Regions from separate parts of the Mus musculus genome. Here region 2 is linked to region 1. Evidence: chromatin loops called from intact Hi-C (ENCODE). Cell type or tissue: left cerebral cortex. All regions are shown on one strand. Each heading gives the region's core, and the rest is flanking DNA. Links, peaks and the distances in the headings are about the cores only. Region 1 overlaps Cdc42bpa (CDC42 binding protein kinase alpha). Region 2 holds the start of Cdc42bpa (CDC42 binding protein kinase alpha).

Region 1 (2,916 bases), core at 157-2,656:
CAATTACTGGATTAATATATGGGCTTTGTTTTTAGCTGAGAGTTTTCTTATTATTTTCCATACCCACAACACAGAGAGGGTTGGGTCTGGTTGGGTCTTTAATGCCAGCTTATACTAGGGAGAACAAACGAGCCACATAAAAGCACTAAATTACTGTATGGCACCTTTTTTCAATGATTGAATTTTTTATTTTAAGATTTATTTATTTTATGTATTCACCATTGCTGTCTTCAGACACACCAGAAATGGGCATCAGACCCCATTGTAGATGGTCGTGAGCCACCATGTGGTTGCTGCGAATTGAACTCAGGACCTCTGGAAGAGCAGTCAGTGCTCTTAACCACTGAGCCATCTCTCCAGCCCATTGATTGAATTTCTTAATGGCAAAAGTGTATAAGAACTAACAATTCCAGGATAAGCCATCCTGCTAAATGATCATGCTTGATTTTAATTCATACACAGCAGAGAAGTATATTAAGGAAGAAAAACAATATGTAATATAGGTGCCTGTAGTCCTAAAAGCAGTTTAACCAGAATGACACCTGTGCCAAATAAAAGCAACAGATCAAATTGACTGCATTATTTTTATATTATATCCAAACTTAAAAGACTTTGAAGTTCCTGGCACATGAAAGCACATTAAACAAAGCATTTCTTATTTAGAATATTGCAAAATGTCATTATGTTACAGCATGATATATTGTGCTATATAACTGAGTTTACAAAATGAGGGCAAAATCCTTTTCTATATTTTATTTACTATTTTATTCCCAATATCTAGAAAAGTATCTGCTACATTTGTGTGTATGTGTGGAGAGAGAGAGTGACAGAGAGAGAGAGACAGAGAGACAGAGAGAGAGACAGAGACAGAGAGACAGAGAAAGAGAGAGAAACAGAGAGAGACAGAGAGTGGTGGGGGAGATGGTGCATGCCTTGGCATCCATACAGAGGATAGAAAACAACCTTCAGAATTTAGTTTTCTCACCTGTGGGTCTTAGAGATTGAACTTAGGTCTTTAGGCTTGGCGCAAGAGCCTTTAGCTGCTGAGCCATCTCAGCTGTTCATAATAGGCTCATAATAAATATTTGTTGATTAAATATTTTCACTGTCTGTTAGAAAATTATGATAGAATAATATTAATATTGAGAAGCACATAAATCAGTGATTGGGAGACAACTGTGTAAAATGCTTACTTTGCAAGCATGAGTGTCTGATTTCAGATTCTGAGTACCTACATTCCCATCACCCAGGAGTGATACACCTAAAATCCCAGCACTGAGAGAGAAGGAAAACAAAAAACAAAAACAAAACCCTGGAGTTCACTGACAAGTCATTTTAACCAAATGTGAGCTTTAGTTTTAGTGAGAGACCATGTTTCAAACACAAAACAAAACCAAATGAAGGACAAGGGAAGATACCCAGCAACTGCCCTTAGACCTCTAAATGTAATGCATGACCGTACACCCAAATATAAATACAGAGAGCACCTGTCCTGTAACACAAACCAGTTGGCAAGTCTTCATGATAGAAAAGTCAAAGCTGCACAGTAGGGGCTGGAGAGAAGTCTCAGCAGTTCAGAGCAGAGGGATGGGGTGGGGGATGAGGGTGGGGTGGGGCTTCTAGAAGACCAGGTTTAATCTCCAGCACCCAGAGTAGCCCACAGCATTCTGTAACTCCAGTCCCAGGGTTCTGATGCCTCCTCCTGGCCTCCACAGGCACTGCATGCACATGGTGTACAGACACACATGAAGGAAAAACATTCATAGATACGAAAATTTTTTAAATTAATTATGATAGGCTATTTCTGCTTTACTTCCTCTAATATTTACTATCATCCTTGTATTTAGAGAATTTTTAAGATAGAAATTTAAATTTATCATAGTCAAAAAGTATATGTACATTTAAAAAAAATAATTGGAGAAAAAATGAATTTTGGATTCTTCATTCTTCAGGAAGCTAATACCTGAAATAGGAAAAAATGTAATTAACTATATTTGCTTTATTAATGAAATAAATATTACATTTCATAAATGCTGAAAAGATTATTTTTAAAAAAGTATTTCAAAAGATGTACCTTGTTTGGCTGGTAAATGAATTTAGAAAAGTCAAAGATAGACAAGCTTCTACTTTTATGTTATTTTTCAAACTGCCCAAAAAATATTTTATTTTATTATGACATATTAGATCAGTGGTTCTCAACCTTCCTAATGCTGTGGTCTTAAAACAGCTCCTCATGTTGTGATGACCTCAACCATAAAATTATTTCATTGCTAGCTCATAATTGTAATTTGCTACTGTTATGAATCTTAACGTGAATATCTGATACACAGGGTATGGATATCTGTGAAAGGGTTGCTTGACCCCCAAAAGGGTCATGAGCCACAGGTTGAGAACTGGTGTATGAGACAGAGAAGGTAACTAGTGACTGAGCACTGTCATGTAAGCTAGTCTAGTTTAACTGTTACAGAGTCTGGGAAACACTTGTGTAGTTTGGTTTTTTAACTATGTAGAGTTAACATGATCAATTTTGAAACATAGTAGCTTTATTTTTAAAAACTTTAATAGATTGAGACAAGAGAGGTTATCCATGAAAGTTATTTTTAGTTGTTCTACTTTAAAAAAAAAGTTGCTGCTGTTTTCTAGGTATAGAGCACCAAGACTCACAGCATTCTTTCTTGGCATTTTTGAATACGCCTACCGATGCTCTGGACCAATTTGAAGTAAGTAACTACACTGAAGACCCTTGGGTCTACATACAGCTTGCTCTGGGACCTAAATTTACCTGCAGTAAAACTTTAATTGCAGCTGCATAAGAGAACCTAGCATCATATGAATAAGTGAATAGAAACATGTAAGGGAGGAATATCTGCATTCTTATGGAAGTATGACAACATTTGTATGTAATAAAAACACCTA
Region 2 (2,916 bases), core at 192-2,691, 160 kb before region 1:
CTGCGTGATTGTGGCGATCAGAGGGCAAGGCATGAGAATTGATTTCTCTACTTCTATCATGTTGGGCCTAGGGATGGAACTCGGGCTGTCTGGCTTGGCAGCAGGGGTTTTTCTTGCTGAACCATCTGGTCTCTGTGTGCTCTTTTAAAAAACTTTTAAAAACATTTTTATGACTTACTCTCCTGAGTAAATGAACTTGTTAAAAAATGTGTTGACTTCATTTTAAAAACTTGGTGAGGCTGAAGAACATTTCTTGACCTACATAGATGATTACAGACGATATAAAACTATCCCTTCCCATGCAACGTCTTTGTTAAAATGGTAGGGAAAAAAGACACCAATGGCAATGAAATAACAACAGTAACTAATGTCAAATGATATTATTTAGTTTAGGATCACATTTCACGTCTATAATTTTGTTACTAGTACAATTAAGGAACAGGCACACTCAAAGATTTCATGGCTGGAAATGATTAACCTTTTGTCTGAACCTATCAAGTATCACTCACATGTCAAGAACACATTGAAAATAATGCAGACCTTACTTATGCCAGCAAGAAGAGACTCGGAAAGTATACATTTCAGAAAAGATTCACTATATTCTGCGAATCACAGCAACTTTAACCTGAGCCGTCATTTTCTGACTTATCTAGGCCTTCGTTTCTGGTTCTCCCTGTTTTTGCATTACTGAGATGTAAGAATGATTCATTGCATGCGTTGCCACGGAAAACGGGTGTAGGGAAGGCATATAAAATAACCACGTTTTGGAGGAGGCGCTCACTTGGGGGTGGGGGCGATAACAGAAACGCAATATTCCGGTTTAGCTGTATCAAAAGTAGAACCTTCCATGAGCATTATGGAGGGAACTCTCTCAAAATCTAAGACCACAAAACCCTGAAAGGGCCCCACCAGCAGCAGGTGCCTTGGCTCTTCAGTGACTTGCTTTTTGCTGCATTGCTACCGGGCCGCAGAGTGGCTGTCCCCATACCTGAAAAGTGTGCTGACAGAGAGTTGTAGGTTTGGTGACAGTGACGAACTATGTTGATTGCGGGAGCTGAATCCCCAGGGGAGCTTGTCACCTTGGGTGAAGAATAACAGGCATGATCTAGGATATTTCTGGAGGAAAACATGCCAGGCTTCACATTGGGGGAAACTTTGGGAAACAGAAACGGGAATCCCTCTCCTTTGAGATCCCGCATGCACGACAGGGATGGTGAAGCAGACCAGTCTCTTATTATTTTTCCATCCTGGGGGAGTGACACAAACGCTGTGGATTAGGAACACCGGAAATTAGGAGTCTGGGGCGTGGGAAAGCCGAATGGGGGCAGGGTGGGCAGGTAAACAGCGTCTGGAGCGGCTGTCTTGTCTTAGAGCGGTTGGAAGCCGAGGGTACCCTTGCGGGACCGACGGCATCTCCGCAGAAGTGGAGGAAGAAGGCCGGCTGGGGGGTGGTCACCGCGGGGACCCCGGGCGGCGGCGAGGCACCGTGGCGCAGTTCCCAGCCCGTGCCTCACCGAGCCAACCCGTTCCACACCCGAGTCGCCCCGGGGGACCCCGCTTCCCTGGCTGCGGCAGCCGCAGCGCCGCGGGCCGAGGCGATCCCCCTCCCCCGGGGCTCGGGCTCGGCTGGGCCGCAGCGCGCCGCTTCCAGCGGGGTCGGGGGGCGGGGCGCGCCGCCATTTTGGATCCGGACGGTCCGCGAGCCTCCGCCTGCGCGCCGCGGCGCCGGGAGCGGCCTCGGGGAGCCTAGGGCGCGGGCGCGGGCGGCGCGGGCGCGAGCGGCGCGGGCGGGAGGGCGGGCGGGGGAGGCGGGCAGAGGAGGAAGGGAGTGGTTGGGAGCCGGGCTGCGGCAGCCTCAGGTCTCCTCAGCGGCGGCAGCGCCCCCTCCTCCCGCGCCTCAGCCGCCTGCGTCCGTCGGGAAAGATGCCCTCAGCCCAAGGCTGGGAAGAAGGGACTCGAGTCGCCGCCCGAACCGCGGCTGCCGCCCGCGTCCTCTGAATTCGTCAGCGCAGCCCCTCGCCGAGGGGCGGCGGCGGCGGCGGCCGCAGGGCGCGAGCGGGAGCCCGGGCGCTGCGCCCGGCGGCACGGCGCGGCCCGCCAGCGGCCTCCGGCATGGAGCGGGCTCGCGCGGCCAAGTAGCCGCCGCCCCCGGAGCCCGGCGCGAGAGCCGCCCGCAGCCCGCCTCATCCCGGCTGCGCCGCCGGCCAGGCCCCGGGAGAAGCCGGGAGGAAGATGACGCGTCCTCGCCGCAGTCCGCTGGAAGCAAGACTCGCTGCAAAGCCCTAGGAAGAAAGAGCTCGGAGCGGAGGCTCGGCGTGCTCCGAGCCGAGCCGGGAGAACTGCTCCGGCAGCTGCCCTCCCTTTGCCGCGGAGGACTCGCCCAGGCGCTATCCGAGTGGAGGTTGGGAGCATTTGCAGAATTTTTGGCTTTCCCTCCCCCTCCATACGTTGCCCCCTCCTCCTTTTTCAATTTTTCTTCTTCCCGGGAAGTGAATTGCTGATGCCAAGGGGACTTTATTCATTAATGATGCAACTGGATTCGTTTCAGGATTATGTTGCACGAATTGAATTTTGAATGAAGGAGTTTTTTTTTTTTTTTTTAAGGAGTGTTGACTCTTTAGTTCGTTGTACTTTTAATTATTATTTTATTTAAATGTACAATTTAATTGTATTATTCTCTTAAAATATTAAATCTATATTTTATGGAAACTCACCCTCAAGATATATATGTTTATGGGTGAAATTGGAGACGCTTCCGTTAAGTGAGGTGACTGGTGTATTGGATGTTTAATTCAGCACCGGCATTGCATGACAGTTGTTGAAATAACAAGTGGTTTATTTTTAAAAACCACATCTTTAAACTTTTAGGTTCAGATAGTAACAGTAGACATCGTAAGGGCATTTAAAAGAAAACCA

The links. A loop is a pair of places that touch in the nucleus more often than their neighbours do. Peaks named below come from ENCODE experiments on the same cell type or tissue, not always from the same donor. Only the 100,000 strongest peaks of a DNase experiment are listed, where the experiment ranks them.
Region 2: it touches region 1 in a loop (2.0-fold over the local background); 2 of 42 quality-filtered maps call a loop at or near these places.

Annotation. Positions count from the first base shown.
Region 1 is chr1:180,115,024-180,117,939 of GRCm38, forward strand. It overlaps Cdc42bpa (CDC42 binding protein kinase alpha), which reads left to right. Exons shown (of 37, transcript NM_001359541.1): 21 at 2,644-2,720. Among named protein-coding and RNA genes, the nearest start is that of Gm38331, 32 kb to the right of the region's middle. In left cerebral cortex, for the core only: a CTCF peak has its summit at 1,712 (motif pointing left); no DNase peak of the experiment used is centred there.
Region 2 is chr1:179,958,176-179,961,091 of GRCm38, forward strand. Cdc42bpa (CDC42 binding protein kinase alpha) reads left to right here and starts at 2,585. Exons shown (of 37, transcript NM_001359541.1): 1 at 2,585-2,916. In left cerebral cortex, for the core only: no CTCF peak of the experiment used is centred there; DNase peaks (open chromatin) are centred at 785, 1,208, 1,714, 1,857 and 1 more place; H3K4me3 peaks cover 2,030 bases; H3K27ac peaks cover 2,192 bases.